Regions from separate parts of the Homo sapiens genome. Here regions 1 and 2 are each linked to region 3. The links are chromatin loops, found by intact Hi-C in ENCODE. Cell type or tissue: mammary epithelial cell. All regions are shown on one strand.

Region 1 (8,000 bases), 60 kb before region 3:
TATTATATTAATGTGATATTTTATTATCATATTAATACAATGTGATATATTAATATGATATATTAATAATATTGATTAATATTTAATCTCTGAGAGAGACTCTGTACCAAAACGACAAAAAAAACAAGACTCTTGCAGGCAGACATAAAGCTGCTGGACGTCGTAAGGAATACATCGGCGGAAGAAGACACAACCCCCTGCTCGTGGAGAGCATGCTGGCAGAAGAGCAGGCCGCCAGGCACTGGCAGGCCGGCAGGCCATCGAGCAGAGGAAGGATGTGGAGTTTGGCCTGAGTGGTCAGAGTTGAGCCTGGCAGCCAAGCAGCCTGACTCCAAGGGAAAACCATCTGCCTTCTGACTCCCCCATCTGCTGAGAGCTACTTCTACTCAATATAAAACCTTGCACTCATTCTCCAAGCCCGCGTGTGATCCGATTATTCTGGTACACCAAGGCAAGAAACCCCGGGATACAGAAATCCCTCTGTCCTTCTGATAAGGAAGGGGCTCTACTTGAGCTGGTTAACACAAGCCGCCTACAGACCACACACTAAAAGAGCACCCTGTAACACACACCCACTGGGGCTTCAGGAGCTGCCAACATTCACCCCTAGACACTGCCTTGGGGTCGGAGCCCCACAGCCTGCCCATCTGTATGCTCCCCTAGAGGTTTGAGCAGTGGGGCACTGAAGAAGGGAGCCACGCCCCCATCACGTGCCCTCTGAGGGGGACAAGGGAACCTTTCCCATTTCACCTGGAAGCATATGCCGTCATGCTTCCTGTACAGTCTGCAGAACTATTAACCAATTCAGCCTCTTTCCTTTATAAATTACCTAGTCTCAGGTAGCCATGCAAAATTTGGCTAATACAGTTGCCCACAGGGAAGGGAGTATGAGTAATAAGTAAAGAAATGGCGACTTTCATGTATGAAAGTGATGTTTTGGCCAGGCGCGGTGGCTCACGCCTGTAATCCCAGCACTTTGGGAGGCCGAGGCAGGCGGATCACAAGGTCAGGAGATTGAGACCATCCTGGCTAACACGGTGAAACCCCGTCTCTACTAAAAATACAAAAAAATAACTGGGCGCGGTGGCGGGCACCTGGAGTCCCAGCTACTCAGGAGGCTGAGGCAGGAGAATGGCGTGAACCTGGGAGGCGGAGCTTGCAGTGAGCCGAAGTCGCACCACTGCACTCCAGCCTGGGCGACAGAGAGAGACTCCGTCTCAAAACAAAAAAAAAAAAAAAAAGAAGAAGAAAGTGATGTTTTGCCCAAAACTGAGGTGGAAGCAAATTGTGCGTTCATCGTCTTTGAGAGCAGGTTGGAGATATGTTTTGAGAGCTTCAGTGAAAGGCCAGGCCCTGGGCCTGTGAGTGATACCTGAGGGTGAACGGGATATAAACCCTGTTGCTTGAAACATTCAATTAATAGGCCCAGATCAATTCGCTATCCTTTACTTCTCAGATCTGTGACTTGGTGTTTTTGATTAGCGAGTCATGTCTGATGGTGGTTCCAAATTATCCATGCCCCACCACTGAGAGGAACCTGATTTTTTTATGACCACGTGATGCCAGACAACAAGCTGTGTCTAGCTAGGTGACAACGAGGCAAGAAAGAAAGGTCCATGTCCAGCTAAGAGAGGCAAATCTCTCTCCCAGGATCTTTGAACAGCTCACTCCCTTTGCTACCTGTGTTAGAACCCTTCATTAATAAGCAATAAACCTTGACTCGCATTTGGAAATTTTAACTGACCATGGTTTGCTCTGTATTTAAATTTTATAAAATAAGACTGTATTGAGGTAATACCTGTGAAATATATAGCTCCATAAATAAATGTCCCCCTAGTATAGCTTTTGATTGGATATTTTCTATCTCGGTGGATGTTAAACAACTCATTTGGAAGCCTAGAAAACAATTTGATGTTTAAAATAGGTTTTTATACTCAAAAAAATATTGAGATACTTCATATACTTTTCACAATTACTCTAATGAATGAAAGGGAATGAAGTGGAGAGAGGGTGGTGTGGGAAATAAATGAATTTTCAGTCGTGGAGCACAAACTCAAAAACCATAGCCAAATTGACTCCCTGTGGTGCACATCTTTCAAGAGCCCTGCACATACAGACAGGGGGCCCTGGGTTCCAGCCACCAACCCCATTCCCCCTGCTCTCTTGAGAGGCCCCCAGCACCCTTTTCTCGCTGCCTCTGCTGCACTCTCCTGGCCAAACCCCAGCCTGCTCCAATCCAACTGTCTCACTTCTGCTCACCCACACCAGAGCAGCTAAATGTCACCCAAGAAAATCACTTCAAATGACCTGATTCTGATTTGTTACACTTTCAATTCATGACCACAGAATTCACTCAGAGACTAAGCCCTCTGGACCGCCCTCCCGTATTAATCTCTTGGGTTCACTTTGTGGCTGTCTTAGAAAACTGTTCTGTCGGCTATGCATGTAGGCTCACGCCTGTAATCCTAACACTTTGGGAGGCCGAGGCAGGCAGATTGCCTGAGGTCAGGAATTCGAGGCCAGCCTGGCCAACATGGTGAAACCCTGTCTCTACTAAAAATACACAAAATTACCCAAGTGTGGTGTAGGACGCCTGTAATCCCAGCTACTCAGGAGGCCGAGGCAGGAGAATCACTTGAATCTGGGAAGCGGAGGTTGCAGTGCGCCGAGGTAGCGCCACTGTACTCCAGCCTGGGCAAAATGAGTGAAACTCCACCTCAAAAAAAAAAAAAAAAAAAAAAAAAATTAAAAAAAAGAAAGAAAGAAAACTGTCACTTCTCTCTCCTTTAATCCCCTCCCAACTCCCATTTTGGCCAGTGGGGGCACCTCATTCTCCAGGGCAGAAAGAAAAGAAAATAACAACAGAAGCTCCCTCCTGTTCCTAGGCCAACCCTGTGTGAGGCGGGTGCCCACTCTTGCTCCTGTCTTAATAGAAGATGCATCCCTGCTCCTCTCAGAGGCCCATATGCCCTGGAGCCCAAGTTTCCTTACCTTCTCCAGGCATTTACTCCTCTCTCATATTTTAAAAATTACCCTCAGCTCATTTTGCACTTCTGCTTGAAACCCTCTGTGACTTCTTCTGTACTTAGAAAATCCACAGCCCCTATGCTGGTGGCTGGGCATTGGGGGCCTGGCCTCTACCCACCTCTCCAGCCCAGCTCCTCCTGTCCTCCATCACCTGTTCAGTCCTTTTGGCTCCTTGAACAAGCAAAACTGTCCCTCACTACAGGGCCCTCATAGTGGACACGCTGTCCACAGCCCTGTGGCCAGCTTCTGAGTTTATCTGGAGCTGAGGCAGACTGTTCCAGCTCGCTGGCTGCCTCCCTAGACAAGAGCCTGGGTCTCTCTGCTTCTCAGCCTAAGGGTGTCCTCTCCCCCACAGAACGTGTCCAGCTTCCCAAATGCACAACCCATGAGCATGGAGAAGTGACCAGCCCTGGAGACAACCCTCAGCCAGTGGGAGATGGGAGTAAATAGATGCACTCCCAGTTCCCACCTCTCATTGGGATGATCCTGAGCAAGCGTCACCATTCCTCAGAGGATCCCCACCGGACTGAGTTCCTGCTCACAGTGATACCCCTTCACGAATGCACGTGTTATGGGCTTTTTTTCCCTTCCCTGTCTGTTTCCCACCTCCCAATTTGTGCTTTGTTTTTTGGTTTTTTTTTAGACAGAGTTTTGCTCTGTCGCCCAGCCTGGAGTGCAGTGGCGCCATCTCGGCTCACTGCAACCTCGGCCTCCCAGGTTTAAGTGATCAAGCAATTCTCCCACCTCAGCCTCCTGAGTAGCTGGGATTATAGGTGCATGCCACCACGCCCGGCTAATTTTTGTATTTTTAGTAGAAATAGGGTTTCACCATGTTGGCCAGGCTGGTCTTGAACTCCTGACCTCAGGGGATCCACCCATCTTAGCCTCCCAAAGTGCTGTGATTAGAGGCATGAGTCACCGCGCCCGGCCCAATTTGTGCTTCTTGAAATCACTTCCCAGGTAAACTACCAGCGCCCAAGTCCCTCTCATAGAGCCAAACTAGGATGCACTTTGACAATCTAAGATCCTTGTTTTCTGTCTCTCCTTACCAGCCTGTCAGGCTAGAGCAGGTCCTTGTTTACCTTGGTCATTACTGTGTCATCAGTGCCAGCACATTCCTGGAGATCAAAAAAAAAAAAAAGTGAGTCAATGAATGAACAAGCCAAAACTGCTGAATGCACACAAGCACAGCCACATGTACACAATTCCCAAAGTTTTGAAGAATCAAAGATTGAACATTCTCTCTCTAAGCAAGCACTGACACCAAAACCTGAGACACTCATTCTTCGTTCTCATCTAAGAGTTAACAGTTTCCCTGAGGCCTCCTTCTCCAAAGGCAATGTTACCCACTAGTTAACTTAAGCCTTTTAGAGGAAAAAAAAAAAATAGTTACTTGAGATTAACACTAGAACATGCTTCTATCTCCTGGTTTTTATCTCTAATCTTAGTCAAGCCATTCCTAACTTGCCCTTCAGTATAGATCAGTAATTCAGAGTGAAATCTCTAGAGTTAGACTCCCTGGGTTCAAACCCCAGCTTAGCCTCAGTTTTTTTTTTTTTTTTTTTTTTTACCATTTGTACGGTGGGGATAATAAGAGTACTATATCACAAGGTTACTGGGGGACTAATTGCATTAAAATATACAAAGTCCTTAGGACACTGTTGGCACATGGTAGGCACTATTCAGGTATTTGTCATTAGTTCTAGTGTTAATATCTTTTTTCTTTTTTTTTTTGAGACGGAGTCTCACTCTGTTGCCAGGCTGGAGTGCAGTGGCAGGATCTCGGCTCACTCCACCTCCCAGGTTCAGGCAATTCTCCTGCCTCAGCCTCCCGAGTAGCTGGGACTACAGGCGTGAGCCACCACGCCCAGCTAATTTTTGTATTTTTTGTAGAGACGGGGTTTCACCATGTTGGCCAGGATGGTCTCAATCTCTTGACCTCGTGATCTGCTCCCCTCGGCCTCCCAAAGTGCTGGGATTACGGGCATGAGCCACCACGCCCGGCCATCCTAGTGTTATCTCTTATTTCCCACCTTTGGAACCTGATATTGTGGACACAGCCGTGTAGTCTGCGATCCCCCACCCTCAGTCTGTGGTTACCACTCCTTCTCCTGTCTTCAATCAGGACCTTTCACAAACAGAATCCAGGGTCCCAAGTGGAGGGCAAAGCCTCACTGAGGTGTAAAACATCCCCTCCTTGATCCAAAAGCCTACCTCAGTCCCCCATCAAGGGAGCTATGATGGTTAATTTTGTGTGTCCACTTGGCTGGGCCATGGTGCCCAGGTATTTGGTCAAACATTATTCTGGATGTTTCTGTGTGGGTGTTTTTGGATGAGTTTGACATTTAAATTGGTGGACTTTGGGTAGAGTGCCCTCCATGAGTCGGTGGGCCTCATCCAATCACCTGACAGCCTGAATAAAACAAAAGATTGCTCTCCCCCAAGCAAGAGGGAATTCTGCCAGCAGATGGTTTCAGACAAGAACTGCAACTGTGGCTCTTTCCTGGGTCTCCAGCAGGATGGCCTATCCTGTGAATTTTAGGCTTGCCAACTTCCATTATTCATGCACCTATTCCTTAAAATAAATCTATACACTGTTGATCAAAATTAAGGCTCTTGAGGCTGAAATAAATTGAAAAAGCTTTAGCAGAAGTCAAATGTGAGCATCAACCTGGGAAGACACACCAACGAATTTAGGTGTGTTCCAAAGTCTGTTACAAGTTGGAATGCCATTATAAGAACGTTTAGGAGAAGGGAGGGGGTCTTCTCATATCAGAGTTGCTCTTTTTTATTGGTGGGTTCAATTCAGAGGTTACAATCATCGGCTACAGTTTACAGCATACTGGCCAAAATGTCCTACAGCAAGACAATCAGCAAAACTTCATGCATCAGAAACAAATCAGTGTCCGTTTCAGTGTTAATAGGTTACATATTAATCAGTACATCAAAAATTTGAGGAACTCACAATAAGATTTGAGGGACTCACAATAAGATTTGTTACTCAGAGGGGCCAGGCGCGGTGGCTCACGCCTGTAATCCCAGCACTCTGGGAGGCCGAGGCGGGTGGATCATGAGGTCAGGAGATCGAGACCATCCTGGCTAACAAGGTGAAACCCCGTCTCTACTGAAAATACAAAAACTTAGCCGGGCGTGGTGGCGGGCACCTGTAGTCCCAGCTACTCAGGAGGCTGAGGCAGGAGAATGGCGTGAACCTGGGAGATGGAGCTTGCAGTGAGCCGAGATCGCGCCACTGCACTCCAGCCTGGGCGACAGAGCAGGACTCTGTCTCGAAAAAAAAAAAAAAGATTTGTTACTCAGAGACAGGATGTAAGCCATGAATCATAAGACCTTTCCCAGGTGGTTAATTTGGAAGCCTGCCAAAGGTGACCTGTAAGTTATCATTTCCCCTTTTTGATCAAAAATCTTCATGTGGAAGCACTGATGATAAATCTCCACTTAGGTTAGAGTGATAGACATTCTTTATCCCTAGGCACTGAGAAGGCTCATTCCCAGGAAGTCTCATCTCTCAATGCAAAGAAAGAACCTTGTTATTGCAGGCAGGTTGTTAGCAACATGGGGCAGAACATGACACAAGGCTATGTGCTGTTTTCCTGAATAATGAATCACATACAGTTGCTGGGTGATATTATTTTGGCCTTAGCTGTTGAGGAATAGTTTCCATATTCTGGAGAATTTGGGTAAAGAGAAAATAAGTGTCTTAATTTTGTTCACAAAAGCATACTTTACCCAATTGTTGTAAGGTGGCTCAAAAGAAGGAAAACTTTTTGACGTTGGAAAACAGAATATAAAAAGAATTAGCAATTTTTTTAAAAGTCATAAAAATCATTTTAGTCCTCTATGAGTGCAGTCCCGTGTAATTCTTGTTTTGTTTGATGTTGGGTTAGTGATCTTGATGTACAACTTTTTATGGAAGTTTTTATTTAGTCTATTATTCTTAAAGTTATCGGAAATCTGTATTCAAAAGGACTTGTTAGAGTCTCTTCCATGGAAAGCAGTTTTGGAGTATAGCTGATTGCAAATGTTTCTAGAGAAGATTTCAAAACAATAGCTCTGGCCTGTAATCCCAGCACTTTGGGAGGCCGAGGCGGGTGGATCACTTGAGCTCAGGAGTTCGTGACCTGCCTGGGCAACGTGGCAAAATCCTGTGTCTACTAAAAATACAAAAAATTAGCCAGGCGAGGTGGTGCACGCCTATAATCCTAGCTACTCGGGAGGCTGAAACAGGAGAATCGCATAAACCTGGCAGATGGAGGTTGCTGAGAGCTGAGACTGCACCACTGCACTCCACCCTGGGTGACAGGGTGAGACTCTGTCTCAATTTAAAGAAAAAAAAAAGCTATGATCACAAAAACTTTGAATAGCCATAGGTTAAATCTGATGAAAATTCCCAATTGACAAAGAAATTTAGTTATTTCCATTGCATGTAGCATTTTAAGATAACAACCACAACTATGACTGACAGTGTCATATCAGGACCATTAGACTTTTATAAATTTTATGTAATCTTTAGAATACTCATATTAATAACATAGCCATATAATTTTAGAAAAAATTAACATAATCAAAATTATGACTGATAACATATTGGGTTTTTATAATTTACATACTTTTTGGAACATTTATATCAACAACATACCCATAGATGTAACTGAAGGAAGATTAGTATCATTTATTGTCATTGTTTTCCATATAATTCACCAAATACATATATTAGATCAAAAACTGCAATTAAAACTGCAATTACTTTTGCACCAACCTAATATTTAATCCAAAAAGACTTAATTTAGGATTTTCACCCTTGGAAAATACGTCAAATATGTCAGAAGTTTCAAAACATTGGAACAAAACAAAATTACAGGTCATTGTCTTTGTAAAATAATAGTTATTTATTTAACCAGTGTGACAATCAAAAGACCTCAGGGGCCATACAGAAAGTTACATGAATATAAAAC
Region 2 (8,000 bases), 640 kb before region 3:
AAAGTAGTTTTCTCCTCTACCCCTCTCATTCCTTCCGTGCCATGGTTTTAATTGACCCTGTTTTTAATTCTTCTGGTAGTTTTCTCTATTTCCAAGTAATCTGTTTAAATCAGTTTCTAGATTTTACCCCATGTCAATGACAAATGAGGATTTGATGCTCTGATCCTTTCTCATGCCTGATACCCCTCCCTGTCTCCCCATTTTGGATAGTTACATTTGGGGGTCATCTCGGTGATTTTTGTAACTTTACGCAGGACACTTAGAGCTCTCTAGAATCCCACTGACTTTAGTGGGTCTTGATGTAGGGTGGGCAAGCCCCGACACTGGAGCTTAGCCTGAGAGGGTTCTTGGCCTCCCCCAGGAAAGATTTCAAAGGCAAGCGCCAGTGGTAGGGTAGAAGAAAACAGCTGTGGTCGGGCACGGTGGCTCACGCCTATAATCCCAGCACTTTGGGAGGCCGAGGCGGGTGGATCACCTGAGGTCAGGAGTTCCAGACCAGCCTGGCCAACATGGTGAAACCTCATCTCTACTAAAAATACAAAAAAACTAGCTGGGCGTGGTGGCGGGCGCCTATAATCCCAGCTACTTGGGAGGCTGAGGCAGGAGAATTGATTGAACCTGGGAGGCGGAGGTTGCAGTGAGCCAAGATCACGTCATTGCACTCCAGCCTGGTCAACAAGAGTAAAACTTCATCTCAAAAAACAAAACAAAACAAAAACAACAACAAAAAACAAAAGAAAAACAAACAAAACCAAAACCAAAACAGCTGTATTGAAGCTGCAGTGTTGCAGCTCTGTGACTGCCCTGCAGAGCAGGGCTACCCCATAGGCAGCGAGCAGCAGCTCAGGGCAGTTCTGCAGTCAGATTTATACCCACTTTTAATTACATGTAGATTAAGGAGCTGCATATACAAAGATTTCTAGGGAAGGAGTAGTAACTTCTGGGTCCTGGGGTCTTTGCCACGGAACAGGGCAGTATGCCAGGGTGTTGCCACGGCAATGGTAAACTGACATGGCACCCTGGGGGTCATGCCTTAGGGAAAGCCGCTTCCACTCGCCCCTGTTTTAGCTCATCTTCAAGTTAGTCTGGTGTCCAAGCTCCACCGCCTGCCTCAGTCTGGTGACCTCCTTCTGTGTCTGATGAGCATGGCAGCGTTGGGACCTTCCCCTTCCAACTCTCTCCCTCCTCTTCGTCCTCCCTAAAGGACGGGTACGAGGAGGGGCTATCACGCCAGCGACATCCTCTAGCACCACCCAGGTGTGTGGGGTGGGGCAGGGGGGCGACGAAGTATCCAGCCCAGGGCCACGTAGTCAACTGCCAAGGGCTTCCTGGGCTTCTCTTCTGCCCCAGAGCTTGTCTCCACCCAGCAGGGGTTCCCCCAGCGCTAACTGTATCCCTAAAGTTCTGATGTACTTTACTTTTCCATCTTCCTTGTTGTTAACATCTACCTTCTGCTCTGTAAGCAAAACTAAATCTTCTGTGCTTTGTCCATAGGTTGATTCTACAATCTGAAAATCAATAAACAGCATTTGCATGATTGTGGCTGTGTAGGTGTGTTTCCCCACAGGGCCCAGCGCAATGCTTCCACTGCATTGCTTTCTCTGTGGTTCCAATTTCGTGACCCCTGGGACACCAGAATGAGGATATTTCTGGCATCTGGAGTGATAATGTACATTTTAACATGGCAGTGTTTTATGTTTTTCTTCTCTTCTCCTCTTCCTTTTTTCTTTTTCATTTTTTTTTTGAGATGGAGTCTCACTCTGTTGCCCAGGCTGGAATGCACTGGCTTGATCTCGGCTCACTGCAACCTCCAACCTCCACCTCCCAGGTTCAAGCAATTCTCGTGCCTCAGCCTCCTGAGTAGCTGGGATTACAGGTGTGTGCCACTGTGCCTGGCTAATTTTTTGTATTTTTAGTAGAGACGGGGTTTCACCATGTTGGCCAGCTGCTCTCGAACTCCTGACCTCTGGTGATCTGCCCACCTCGGCCTCCCAAAGTGTTGGGATTACAGGCGTGAGCCACCGCGCCCGGCCTCTTCTTCCTTTTTTCTTGCAGTACTAGAAGGTTTGATGTGTAAGCCTTCCCACCCTTGAAGAAAAGGGGTTTCAATTTTTGGATGATTAGGCTCAGTAGTCCAGTGGGCCATAGTATGAAGGAACCACGTGAGAGAGGAGATTTTAGAAGAGGTCAGAGGAAGGGGATGTTATGGCCTGCAGAGGGAGCAAGGCAGGTGTGTCCTGAGGCCAAAGCGAGTGCCTCGAACTGCAGAAGGTGGAACAGGGAGGGAGGCTGGGGCCAGAGAGCCAAGGGGACCTTCACTGCTGCCTCCTGGCAGCGCTGCCTACGGGGAAAGGCCTGGATGTTGTCTGGGCAGCCAGAGTCGAGTGTGGCTCAGAAACAGATGAGGGGCCTGGCAAGGGGCATTACTTCGGGGCCAGGGACTGTGGCTCGCAGACTTCCCAGTCTCCTTTGCCCTGTCCATTGTCTGAATGTAGCTATCCTACCAGCTACCCTTTCTTTTGGGGACAACGAGCAGCGAGGGTGCCCCCCTCATTTGTGGTGAGAACGTGGCCTGTGGGCTCCCTGGCTGGACAGAGGCCCGAATGCAGCCTATGCTCGGGCTTGGTCCTGTCCGGCTCATCCCGTGTGGACAGCTCCCCTTCTGATGCCTCTGGATGTCTGAAAACAGGAAAAAGGGGATAGGGACCAGGAAGCCCATAGCATGTGGTGGAGATACCCTGGAGAGAGGGTGCACAGGGACCCTTGTCCTATTGTTACAATCCTCTGAAGGCAGAGGCTGGGCCAGTAGAACCACTGTTCAGAAACTGCCGCATCCCACACCCCATCTTCCTAGTGCAGAGGAGGCGGGAGGCAGACATGGGGAGAGATGCAGGCAGCCTCCCATCCAGGGCTCTGGTTGCTGCATGGGCTTCCTTCTGCTCCCTGAAAACCAACCTAAAGGAAGGGCGTGGCTGGTCAGGTCTGGGCGGGCAGTTGCAATAGTTTGCAGGGCCTCTCTTCCAAGGGCTTCTTTCCCGGAGATCCAGCCGGAAGGCTTTGTTTTCAAGTTGCCAGCAGGTGGCAGCAGAGACCAAGCAGACGGGTCCCCAGGGTAGGAGATGGCCGCTTTGGGCTCCGGATGTGGCGGTTCTCCATCAGCCCTGACCATCCCTGACGCTGCAGGTCACAAGGTCAGGCAAGCTGATGACAGGAAAGGAGGCATTTAGAACTATGGAATGAGGCTGCCAGCAAACTAGGTCCTTGGAGGCAACTCAGTCCCAACCCCTTGTACAGATGGGGAAACTGAGGCTTAGAGAGGGGCAGTAGCTCCAGGATTAGCATCAGGTTTCCAGGAGTCTGGGCTGGGGCTTTCTTTTCTTTTCTTTTCTTTTCTTTTCTTTTCTTTTCTTTTCTTTTCTTTTTTTTCTTTTCTTTTCTTTTCTATACTGTGCTGCCTCCTTCACTGGATGCTTCGTATGTGGGTATGATGCATTTTTTTTTAAAAAAGGAGAGAATGTGAAACTTCTATCAGGCAGCAACCTGCGGCAATGCCAATAGCCTTTGTTTGGGAGCAGTTGGAAGGGTCAGCACGAAACGACCTTGTGTGGGTTTTGAAGCCCCCTTTGGCCTGGCACGTCCTCAGGAATCATTACTAGTTAACCAAACCAAGGCATTTGCTCCCAGGCAGGAGCCACCATACTGACCTCTGGAGTTGACAGACACCCTGAGACCAGGGAGTCCTTTGGGTCAGCAGTAAGGGGCTGAGTGGCCCGAGGGACACCCCCTTCCTCGGGTATTGTGCAGGGGCAATAGTTTCCCATGGTGGATGCAGCAAATTACCACAAACTTAATGGCTTAAAACAACACACACGTATTCTCTTATAGTTCCAGAGGTCAGGGATTCTAAAACGGGTTGGCAGGCAGGGCTGTGTTCTTTCCAGAGGCCGGAGGAGAGAGTCCATTTTCTTTCCTGCCTATTTCAGCTTTTAGAGGCTGCCTGTATTCCTTGCCTTGTGGCCCCTTCAAAGGCAGCAATGGAGCATCTTCCACTCTGCGTCCCTCTGCTTCCGTCACCATGAGGCTTCTGCGGGTCCCTGACCCTCCTGTCTCCCTCTTATAAGGACCCTTGTGCTTACATTGCCCCCACCTGCCAGGTAATCCAGGCTCACCTCCCCACCTCAAGGCCCTTAATGTAATAATCACAGCTGCAAAATTCCTTTGCCTTAGAAAGTAACCTGCTGGGCGCGGTGGCTCACGCCTGTAATCCCAGCACTTTGGGAGGCTTAGGTGGGTGGATCTCTTGAGGTCAGGAAATCGAGACCAGCCTGACCAACATGGTGAAACCCTGTCTCTACTAAAAATACAAAAATTAGCTGGGGGTGGTGGCACGTGCCTGTAAATCCAGCTACTGGGGAGGCTGAGGCAGGAGAATTGCTTGAACCCGGGAGGCGGAGGTTGCAGTGAGTCGAGATTGTGCCATTGCACTCCAGCCTGGGTGAAGAAGCAAGACTCCGTCTCAAAAAAAAAAAAAAAAAAGTAACCTATCCACAGGCTCTGGGGATTCAAATGTGGGCATCTTTCAGGGGGTTCATTATACTGCCGCTTAGTCTCTGTGGGTCTCCGATCTGTCCTCTGCCTCGCTGGTGGGTGCCCTAGAGGCTCAGCCTACATATGTCCCGGCTCCCGTGCCCTCTGCCTTCCCGTTGGGTTTGGCCGGCAGGAGGCAGCAGCAGGAGACCTGCTTGCGGGAGGAGGGCACTGGGCTGTTTGCTTTTCTGATTCCCTCCTCGCTGGGCTGCAGTCTGGCAGGGGTTGCGCTCTTTACCTGTGGTCACAGCAGGTGTCCCCGGCCACGGCTCTCACTGGTCTCCAAGCAGTGCCTCCCCAGGTCCTGCAGCCTCAGCACAGCAATGGCTTCCCACCCCTGCTCGTTCTTGCTAGCTCCCCCCATTCCTTACTGGCTTCTCAATCCCTCCCGCATCTTCATTCTGCTTCTGTGGCTACTCTGTTTGCATAAGCCACCTGTTGGCTGCCAAGACCCTGCCTGAGCAGGTATCACATCTCCACCAGGATGCAGGGAGCAGAGGAGAGCCGAGGAGGCTGAGAACACACACAGTGTCTCCAGCTCCTCAGGGGTGTGGGCAGAATTTGAACTTAAGCCCAGATGCCACAAATGGGTATTAGAGCTGGCATTTTCCAGCCCCTGGGACACGGCTGCCTCCCACAGCCTCAGTTGATGCCCTCCATGGCAGGGCCACCTGCTGGGAGAAGGTCTAACCAGAAGTGACATCTAAGGGCCTGGCCTGCATCTGGAGTTGCAAACGTGGCAAAGGAATACAGCACAGGTGCAGGTGTTGCTTGTCCTGGGGCCAAGGCGCCTCCCTGTCTGTGAGAAATGGCCAGGCAACCTCAGTCAGATTTTTTTTTTCTTTTTTAAAAAATTTTACTTTAAATTCTGGGATACATGTGCAGAATGTGCAGGTTTGTTACACAGGTATACATTACATGTGCCGTGGTAGTTTGCTGCTCCTATCAACCTGTCATTTAGGTTTTAAGGCCCGCATGCATTAGGTATTTCTCCTAATGCTCTCCCACCCCTTTCCCCCCATCCCCTGACAGGCCCTGATATGTGATGTTCCCCTCCCTGTGTCCATGTATTCTCATTTTACTTTCTCTCTTTCTTTTTTATTTTTTTGGAAACGGAGTCTCACTCTGTTGCCAGGCGGGAGTGCAGTGGCGTAATCCCGGCTCACTGCAACCTCCGCCTCCCGGGTTCAAGTGATTCTCCTGCCTCAGCCTCCTGAGTAGCTGAGATTATAGGCACGTGCCACCATGCCCGGCTAATTTTTATATTTTTAGTAGAGACAGGGTTTCACCATGTTGGCCAGGATGGTCTTGATCTCTTGATCTTGTGATCCACCCGCCTTGGCCTCCCAAAGCGCTGGGATTACAAGTGTGAGCCACCACGCCCAGCCCATGTATTCTCATTTTTCAACTCCCACTTATAAGTGAGAACATTCAGTGTTTGGTTTTCTGTTCCTGTGTTAGTTTGCTGAGAATGATGTTTTCCAGCTTCATTCATGTCCCTGCGAAGGATATGAACTCATTTTTTATGGCTGCATAGTATTCCATGGTGTGTATGTGCCACATTTCCTTCATCTAGTCTAGATGGGCATTTGGGCCGGCTCCAAGTCTTTGCTATTGTAAATAGTGCTGCAATAAACCTAAGTGTGCATGTGTCTTTATAGTAGAGTGATTGATAATCCTTTGGGTATATACCCAGTAATGGGATTGCTGGGTCATCAGTCATATTTAACTTAGCAAACAGTTCAACTTTCACCAGTGTGGCTCTGCAGGAGGCTTGGTGCAAGCCCTGGGAAGTAACAGCAGCACCTCTTTGTGAGTGCCACCTCCCCACCTCAAGTGGTCATCATTGGCTCCATTTGGCAAAGGAGTCTCAGCTTAGGGAGGAATATGGGCTGCCTGGCTCACAGCTGCAAGTGGCTGAGCCCAGAGTTGATGCACATGAGTTGGATGCAAGCTTGGGATCCTTCCACCTGTAGATCACCAATAAGTGATGAGATTGAAGATGACTTGAACTAACTAGATCGGAGCATGGCGCTCTAGTTAGATCTAGTTTTTCTTACAGGGGGTTGGGGGGAACTCAAGGAAACCCTTTCCTCAGGGCTTTATTTTTTTTAAATTTTATTTTATTATTATTATTTTTTGAGATGGAGTTTCGCTCTTGTTGCCCAGGCTGGAGTGCAATGGTGCCGTCTTGGCTCACTGCAACCTCCGCCTCCCGGGTTCAAGCGATTCTCCTGCCTCAGCCTCCAGAGTAGCTGGGATTACAGGCATGCACCACCACGCCCGGCTAACTTTGTATTTTTAGTAGAGATGGGGTTTCTCCATGCTGGTCAGGCTGGTCTTGAACACCTGACCTTAGATGATCCACCTACCTCGGCTTCCCAAAGTGCTGGGATTACAGGCATGAGCTACCACGCCTGGCCAGGGCTTTATTTTTCACCATGGTAAATTTACTAATGAAGACCTGAGCAAAATGTGGATTAACCAGGTAATTTTTTTTTTTTTTTTTTCTGAGATGAAATCTCACTCTGTTGCCCAGGCTGGAGTGCGGTGGTGCGATCTCGGCTTACTGCAACCTCCACCTCCCGGGTTCAAATGATTCTCCTGCCTCAGCCTCCCGAGTAGCTGGGACTACAGGTGTGTGACACCACGCCCAGCTAATTTTTGTATTTTTAGTAGAGACGGGGTTTCACCATGTTGGCCAGGCTGGTCTCAGTCTCTTGACCTCATGATCTGCCTGCCATGGCCTCCCAAAGTGCTGGGATTACAGGCGTGAGCCACCGTGCCCGGCCAATGGTGTGTCTTAACAGTGGAGAGGGGAGGTTCCACAGCCACCACAGGGCGTGGTGTTTGTGTGGAAGAGCAGCTGGGGACCAGGTGACAAGATGTCTTTGTGATGCAGAACACAAGTCTGTTGTAGTGTTGCTCTGAGAGTCTCTCTCGGACGCCATCTGCCTCCACGTCACAGGCCACTCTCGTGCTGCTTGAGCTGCACGGTGAGTAAACTACTTTCAGTTTCCTGCAAGGCCATTGTTTCTATAGGGTCTCAACAATAGTTTAGGGTGGAGGGAGCTTAGGATGGAGGGGCTGCCTGAGGCTTACCCGTGTCCCGATTTCCCCCCAGTAACAGCTCCTCACCATGTCAGCTGCCTGTGAGGACGCTGTGGCAGTCCAGGTGTGGTTGCTTTGACAGCTGACATCTGCATGCGGGTTTTTAATCTTCCTCCCTGGGCTTGCCAAGTTTTGTACCTGGAGCGTCTGTCTTGAATTTCACCTTGATGGAACGGTCCATGAGTGAGGCGTCATCTTGACCACCTCTGAGCGCTCGGGATAGGCGGCTGCTCCTTGCTCAGCCTCTTTCTCCATTCCTCTCCCGCTTGAGGTTTTAATGGAAAGGTTAGGTAAACTAGCAT
Region 3 (8,000 bases):
AGGCCCTATCAGCATCTCTCTTCTCTTTCTTCTTTCCTCCCCGTCTCTCCTTTTTCTCTCTCACATCTCCTCTCTCCTCTTCACTCCCATTCCTTCAGACAGCAGGTCTACCCTTCAGACTCTCAAACCCACAGCCCATCTGCGATCTCCAGACTTCAGGCCTCTAACTTCCACTTCCAGCTGCTGGCTTAGTGTTTCCACTGGATACCCTGCTGCGTCCAAACCCACGCCCTCCTGATTTCTCTTTCTCCAGGTAAGAACTCCACCACCGCGGCTTACTTCTATATCTCTAAAGCCACTCTACCTTGCCTTTCTCCTCACGTCTGGATCCAATCTGACACCGCCCACGCGGGAGCGCTCATGAGGTGGCTTAGAGGAAATTACAGGAGCCTTTGAGTCATAGGCACTCAAGTTCAGATCCAGGCTGGGAGCCTTCCGGTCATATGACTTTGGTGTCCTTATTTATAAAACAGCAAGGAAAATTCTTACCTCCCAATATGTTTTTTAAGAACCAAGTTATACAATATACGATTATGGTTAACACATCTTCCCCACCCCACCTCCATTTCCTGCCCTACTTCCAATGCTTTTACTGAGTCTACAGTAAATCTCAGAACTGGTCTCTGCCCCCTAGCCCCAGTACTCCCTCCCATCCATCATCCACCTTTCTGCCAGAGGGCTTTTGCTAAAACTTAGTTCTGAACCCATCACTCCCCTATTTAGAACCCTTTGGTGGTTGCCTGTGGCTCACAGGTTAAAGTTCAAAGCAGAAGCTGTGTCAATGTGATGGGAGTGAGAACCAGTTGACTATGGGGCCATCCAGACATTTCAGATCCTCATCCCCAACTAATTAGTTGTTTACACTTTGGGCCTCACTTTCCTCAACTATTTTTTGTGTGTTTGTTCAGACACAGTCTCACTCTGTCGCCCAGGCTGGAGTGCCATGATGCAATCTCGGCTCACTGCAACCTCCGCCTCCCAGGTTCAAGCAATTCTCCCACCTCAGCCTCCAGAGTGGCTGGGATTACAGGCACCCGCCACCATGCCTGGCTAATTTTTTTTTTTTTTTTTAGTAGAAACTGGGTTTCACCATATTGGCCAGGCTGCTCTCGAACTCCTGACCTCAGGTGATCCACCCACCTTGGCCTCCCAAAGTGCTGGGATTACAGGCATGAGCCACTGCAACCGGCCCTCAACTATTTTATTGTCATAAACTCCTAACTCACAAGACTGTGGTGAGAAGTGAACAGACTTTAGAAAGTGCCTACTGGGGTTTCAGCACACAGTAGGTGGGTCCCTGTCCCTCTTTACTCCTCACCTCCCCACGTTCATCCTCAACCCCAACCAGACCATTCACACTCTGGAGTTTCTGTGTCTCTGCTTATCCACCCACCTCTCAGTTTATGCATAATCCTTTTATGCTTTTGGAAACAAAGTGGTGGTTTCAACTGCCTGTCACCATGCTGGAGGCCTGAGCAGGCACAGACTCACAGCACCACGGGAAGGCCAGTCACAGGGCACATGCTATTTGCAGCATCACTAGAAAATGTTTCCCAAAGCAGTGTTCCCCTCTCTGGGGGGCTGGCCATGGTGCTTCATGAGCTCTTTTACTGCCCAAGTTTTTTTTTTTTTTTTTTTTTTGTGATAGAGTCTCACCCTTGTTGCCCAGGCTGGAGTGCAACGGCATGAACTCGGCTCACTATAACCTCCGCCTCCCAGGTTCAAGCAATTCCCCTGCCTCGGCCTCCCAAGTAGCTGGGATTACAGGCACCTGCCACCACGCCCAGCTAATCTTTTGTATTTTTAGTAGAGCTGGGGTTTCACCATGTTGGCCAGGCTGGCCTCGAACTCCTGACCTCAGGTGATCCACCCACCTTGGCCTCCCAAAGTGCTGAGATTACAGGTGTGAGCCACCGTGCCCGGCAGATGTTTTCTTTTATCATCTTTAAATGAAAGCTCTGGATTAAGAAACAGCAAAAGGTGGCTGTGCCATCTGTGGAGGAAGCACGAGGGTTATAAGTCATGTTGATGAAGGCAAACAGATCCTAAAGATGAACCTCCTGCATTCCCATAGTAGAACCTGTGCAGAACAATGTCAAAGAGGCCCTGGATTAAAGAACATTTCAGTGTGGAGACTCTCGGACGGCACACACTCCAAGAGCAAGAATTCCTACGGGAAGAAGGTGGTAAGTAAAAGGTCAGGGCCAATGTGGCCAGTTGATTTTTATTTTGCTTGATTCACTAGTAAACATACATGCCTATTTTTCCCTTAAAAAGTGGTTACATACCATTCACAGTCAGATGCCATATATCCAAAGGGTGGAAAGAAAACACCTGTGATTCTTGCTTTTTCTTTTTTCAAAGTAAAATATCATTTTGATTCAAGCCTTATTTAATTGTCTGGGGCATCTCAGGACTCACAGTTGGGTCTGTGGAGAGGAGTGTGACCTTGACCTTGGCTTTGGAGAATGAACCTGCTCTGTGCACTCCCCTCCTTTGTCCAGGGTCTCCCTCCTGATGTCCCCGAAACTTTCCCAGTCCCGCTCTGCACATGGCACGTGGCCTGGAAATGTAACCAGCCACTTCCCACATTTTTTTTCTATTGCACTTCTAAGGATCTTTTTTTTTTTTTGGGCAGAAAAATATACACAACATCAAATTTACCATCTTGACCATTTTTAAGTGTACGGCTCAGTGGCATTCACACATTCACACTGTGCAGCCATCACCACCACCTCCAGAACTCTTTTCATTTTGCAAAATTGAAACTCTGTACCCATTAACCAACTCCCCCTTGCCCCGCTTCCCCCACCCCAGCCATCACCATTCTACTTTCTGTCCCTGATTTTGGCCACTCTAGGAACCACGTATGAGTGGAATCATACAGTCTTTTGGTATCTGGCTTATTTCACTCAGCATATAATGTCTTCAAGGTTCATCCATGGTGTAGCATGTGTCAGGATCTCACTTCTTTTGAAGCCTGAATACCACCTTTTGTTTACCCATTAATAGACACTTTGGATTGTTTTCACTTTTTTTTTAAAGCATTTGAGGTAAAAACATACATATATAATTTAGCAACTTTATCATGTTTAAGCTTCCACCTTTTGGCTCTTGTGAATAACGCTACTATGAACATGGGTGTGCAAATCTCTGTCCAAGCCCCTGCTTTTGCTCCTCTTGGATATACACCCAGAAGGGGGATTTCTTTCACTATTCTGTTTTGCATCACAGTTAAAGGGTTACAAATCTTCTGTCATCACCCTCCATCCCTAAAACAGCAGCGCCTCACATAGCACAAATCTTTCCTGAAATACAGTCTCTCTCATTCTGGCACACACCTTTGCACCTGGCTGCAGGTGACCTGAGTTGGCCAGAAGTAAGCAGTTGCTGAAGTTTTGCTGATTTGAACCCAGCTCAAGGTGTATGTTTTTTCCTGGCCATTCTTCTGAGGCCAGAGTTCCCCCTCTTGGCCTGAAATGCAAAAGGGAACCAAGATTTGCACATTTTTTCTTAATTGCCCTGGACACTCATTCCCATCCTCTGTGCTTTCAGGTAGTTTTTCCCACTTAGCCTGAAATATTCAGTCATTCCAGGCCCTTGGAGGTTTTCCAGGAAATCTCACTTACTAATAAAGTGCCCTTTTGGCAGGGCAGGACAGCAAGGGCCAGAAAGGAGGTCAGAAGCCCATGGGGTGAAGCTGGCTTGACCCAGGCCATTAGAATGAGCAGTACCCTCCCAGACCAGCTGTGGAGAGGGCAGAGATCAGGGGGTGGCCCAAACCACAAGGACACTCAAAGCCAAATGTGGCCATCACCAAGGGATTCGGAATGGAGAGGCAAGTTGCAGGAGCCTGAGGCCTCCCTGAGCCCTGCACTACTTGACTCAGGAAAAAAAGTCTAGGCCAAGCTAAACCGAGTCTTTTAGTACAATAAACCGATACCAGGCATGGGCTGAAGAAGAGCAAAATGTCCCAACTACACGGGAGGGGAAAGAGCACCAGGCTGGGAGTCAGGAACTCTAGGAATTTTTTTTTTTTTTTTTTTGACAGAATCTCACTCTGTCACCCAGGCTGGAGTGCACTGATGCAATCTTGGCTCACTGCAACCTCCATCTCCCCAGTTCAAGCGATTCTCCTGCCTCAACCTCCCGAGTAGCTGGGATTACAGGCATGCACCACAGCGCCCGGCTAATTTTTGTATTTTTAGTGGAGAGGGGGTTTCACCATGTTGGCCGGGCTGGTCTCAAACTCCTGACCTCAGGTGATCTGCCCGCCTCTGCCTCCCAAAGTGCTGGGATTACAGGCGTGAGCCACCATGCCTGGCCTCTAGGAAGAATTTTCAGGATGGCCTCAACCATTCCTATGTATTTACCACAAGACGGCTTTGCAGCTCCTCCCTCCAGGAGGCAGAGTCTATTTTCCCTCTCCTTATATCTGAGCTCACCTGTGACTTGCACTGACCAATAAAATTCAGTCCAAGTGATGCCAGGATCTTCTGGGCCAGACCTTGAGGGGTCCTGCTGTTTCTGCTTTCTCCCTCTTTCTCCCCTGAGACCGCTATGTAAGAAAACTGATCTTGAGGGGCCACATGGAGGTTAACTGAGGAACCCAGCCAACAGCCAGACATGTACAGTGAGGCCAGCCCGCCCAACCATCCAGGGAACACAGTGAGCCCAGAAATACCAGCAGCAGAACAGCCAGCCAATCACAAATCAAGGAAAATAAGATGTTACTATAGTTCTGAGTCACTAAGGTTTGGCAGGAGGTGGTTGTTGCAAAGCTGTGGTTAACCAAGGCTAAGTCTTAATTCCTGCTCCACCAAGAAGCCACTGCATGGCTCCAGGCAAAACACCTTTGTTCCCTGGTCTTCTGTTTCTTCTGCAATACAATTAAGGGAGTAAGAAATGAGAAAGGAATAGAAAAGAATCACAGGCTTTAGGGCTCATCAGCTAGCATCTTAACTCTGTCACTACCGGTGTGACCTTAGACAAGCTCCTTAACCTCTCTGAGCCTCAATTTTCTCATCTCTCATATAAGAGTAATAATACCTGATTGAGTTTCTGTGAGGATGAGTTGAAATAAAGTGCTCAGCCAATAGTAGGTACTCAATAAATATTAATAGCGATGTCCTCGGGGAGCTGGGATTATGGTTAGGCACATGGACTTTGGAGCTACCTTCTCCAGGTTCAAATCCCAATCATGCTACTTTCTAGCTGTGTGGTCGTAGGCCAGTGACTTAACACCTGCACCTCAGTTTCCTCACATTATTATTAGATGACAATAGTACCTAGCTCGTAGGGTTGTTGTGAAAATTTAGAGAGTTTATACATGTAAAGAGCTCAGGGCTGTTTCTGGCACATAACAGGTGGCTCAATAAGTATTATATGTGTGTTTTTTTGTTTTTGTTTTTTCAGTTTATAGAACCCATTCCATCTACTTAACCTTCCCCTGGTCAGGTACAGAGGTGAGGAAACAGGCTGATGAGCTTGCCAGTTGATTCGCGCAAGGTCACAGAGCTAACAAATGTCAGGAGAGAAGATTCAAACTCAGGTCTGCAGGACTCTGAGCCCGGACAGATTAGTAAAATTCAACCACCATTTACTATGTGCCTGCCCCTGTGCTGGCCTTCGGAGCTGCAAGAATGTATGAGACCTTTCTCCACCCTCAGGCATTCTTGGGAGGGCAAACAGGCAACATTGCAATGTGATACGGGCTGTATAAAGGGCACTCAGAGCCATTAACTCTGCTGGGGCAAGTCCTAGGAAGCACAGAGGGGGTTCTCCCATGCTGAGTATTAAAACACTAGTAGATTCGAGCCACGTGCACGAGGAAGTACATTTGAGGCAGAAGGCGCAGCATGGGCAGGAGCTCGGAGAAGGGACTGGCAGCATGTGTGCAGAACCACACTAGACATCAGGGTCTAGTGAGGCTGGTGAGAACATAGGATTTCTTTCCTGCCACACATAAAATACCAAAACAGATTCTTAGGGATGGCAGTGAAGACCACAGCCAGGGCCTCAGTCACCCGTGACTGTCTCTCTCATCAACACCTTCTGGCAAAGCCATAGTTTCCATAATGCCCTTGGACATACCCTTTCAATCCTTCCTTGGAAGGGATAAAAAAGGAGGAAACAAGTTTATTCTCTTTCTACTCCCTCCTACTCCAGACCAGCCTGTACCATCCCAGACCCTGGCACGACCAACCCCACCTACTCCCTATCTCCCTGGGCACTGACTAGTAAGGCATGAACTAAATGAGTTTGCACTTGAACTCCAAATCCCAAAACCTTGCAGGCTTTGAAGGATGCTTGAGGGTCACCTGGTCTGATAGGGCTCCATGCAGCAGTGGGAGGTGGAGGCTGGGGGGTGGAGGTGGAGGCTGGGGGTGGAGGTGGAGGCTGGGGGGTGGAGGTGGAGGCTGGGGGGTGGAGGTGGAGGCTGGGGGGTGGAGGTGGAGGCTGGGGGGTGGAGGTGGCTCAACCCCAGGTGTGAAGGACTCATGAGTTACCAAGAGCAATCTTCCCACCCTGAGACAGGCTCTTGCCCACACCTCCTGGCGTCTGGAAAACAGCGGACCCGTAAGCCTCAAAAATGAGCTTCCTAAGGGCTGCTGAGTGGACACCTTTGCCTGTTCCATAAGTTCTTATTGAAGTGCCACAATAAATCATGCTTTGTGACATGTATGCAGCCTATGGGAAAAATCCATCCTAACTCTTGAATTCCCATTTCTAATGATCCTCAAGAAATTATTGAGAAAATCAAAACACTGTGTTTCGAAGGACTCACCACGGTTCAAACGGTTTCCACAAATCCAGAACGCAAAAGGCATTTTTCAAAGGTTTACTGTTCCCCAAATGACAATAATGCCATATTGACTGACTTCAGAGAAGCTCTGGGAATTTGGAAAAACCAGTCAAGCAAGCAAGATCTTTAACAGAGAAAAAAAAAAGTTGGTGAACTTGACAATTTTGTTAAAGTTCACAGCATTTTCCTGTTTTGACAGCACTTTTGCAGGTCCTGATGCCTCCGGGTCTTGGATAACACCATCCTCTACTTAGAGCTCCAGCCTCCAGCATCCCCAAGCCAGCCTGCCCCCCACGCTGCCAGCAGAGACATCTTTCTAAAACACAAATGGAATGTTACTGCTCAAAACCTTGCTGCAGCTTCTGGGGTGTTACTCTTGAAAGAAACTACAACAGTTCTCCAGCTTCTCCGGAATCCCCCAACCCACCTCAGCCAGAGGGAAGAAAATTTGGGTACTATCGACGGCCTGAGATTCATGATAGATACACACTCGCATTCATTCATTCAACAAACATTTAAGTGCATATTATATATGAAAAAAACAGGCAAAAATCTCTGCCTTCATGGGGTTTATATTCTAGACAGAGAGAGAGACAGACAAATCAGATAAATAAGATATATTGTACATTAGATAGTGATATAACAAACATTATGTGCTGGATGAGCCGGATGATGGAAGCAAATCCCCCCACGCACACACCCCACCCCAAGGCCTTCCACATGGGGTTTTTGGTTTTTGTTTTTCTTGAGACGGAGTCTCACTTTGTCACCCAGGCTGGAGTGCAGTGGTGCGATCTCGGCTCACTGCAACCTCTACTTCCCAGGTTCAAGTGATTCTCCTGTCTCAGCCTCCTGAGTAGCTGAGTAGCTGAGTAGCTGGGACTACAGGCGCACGCCACCACGCCCGAATAATTTTTGTATTCTTAGTGGAGACAGGGTTTCACCATGGTGGCCAGGATGGTCTCGATCTCCTGACCTCATGATCCACCAACCTCAGTCTCCCAAAGTGCCGGGATTACAGGCGTGAGCCACCGCACCAACCACAGCTCTTCTCTTTAACAAGCACTTAATCCTACCCCGCAGTAGCCCTCCTGGGAGCAAACGGGGTGTCCCACCTGATGTGGGTTCGAAGATGCTTGTCTGTGCATCTCAACCCAAGCTACAACCGTCCCGTCCTCCCTGATCGCAAACACAT

What was found. A loop is a pair of places that touch in the nucleus more often than their neighbours do. Peaks named below come from ENCODE experiments on the same cell type or tissue, not always from the same donor. Only the 100,000 strongest peaks of a DNase experiment are listed, where the experiment ranks them.
Region 1: it touches region 3 in a loop (9-fold over the local background); 4 of 110 quality-filtered maps call a loop at or near these places.
Region 2: a loop joins it to region 3, with 5 times the contacts of the local background. A loop is called at or near these places in 2 of 110 quality-filtered maps.

What each region holds. Positions count from the first base shown.
Region 1 is chr17:5,833,326-5,841,325 of GRCh38, reverse strand. It overlaps LOC339166 (a long non-coding RNA gene), which reads right to left. Exons shown (of 4, transcript NR_040000.1): 2 at 4,110-4,145. Among named protein-coding and RNA genes, the nearest start is that of WSCD1, 230 kb to the left of the region's middle. RefSeq lists an enhancer at 3,314-3,815. In mammary epithelial cell, no CTCF peak of the experiment used is centred here; DNase peaks (open chromatin) are centred at 4,105 and 6,485; H3K27ac peaks cover 4,363 bases.
Region 2 is chr17:6,417,276-6,425,275 of GRCh38, reverse strand. AIPL1 (AIP like 1 HSP90 co-chaperone) reads left to right here. Exons shown (of 6, transcript NM_014336.5): 6 at 1-1,538. Among named protein-coding and RNA genes, the nearest start is that of AIPL1, 14 kb to the left of the region's middle. In mammary epithelial cell, CTCF peaks have their summits at 3,082 (motif pointing right) and 4,721 (motif pointing right); a DNase peak (open chromatin) is centred at 3,085.
Region 3 is chr17:5,773,046-5,781,045 of GRCh38, reverse strand. The region is part of intron 1 of LOC339166 (a long non-coding RNA gene); the gene reads right to left. Among named protein-coding and RNA genes, the nearest start is that of NLRP1, 190 kb to the right of the region's middle. In mammary epithelial cell, no CTCF peak of the experiment used is centred here; DNase peaks (open chromatin) are centred at 365 and 4,735.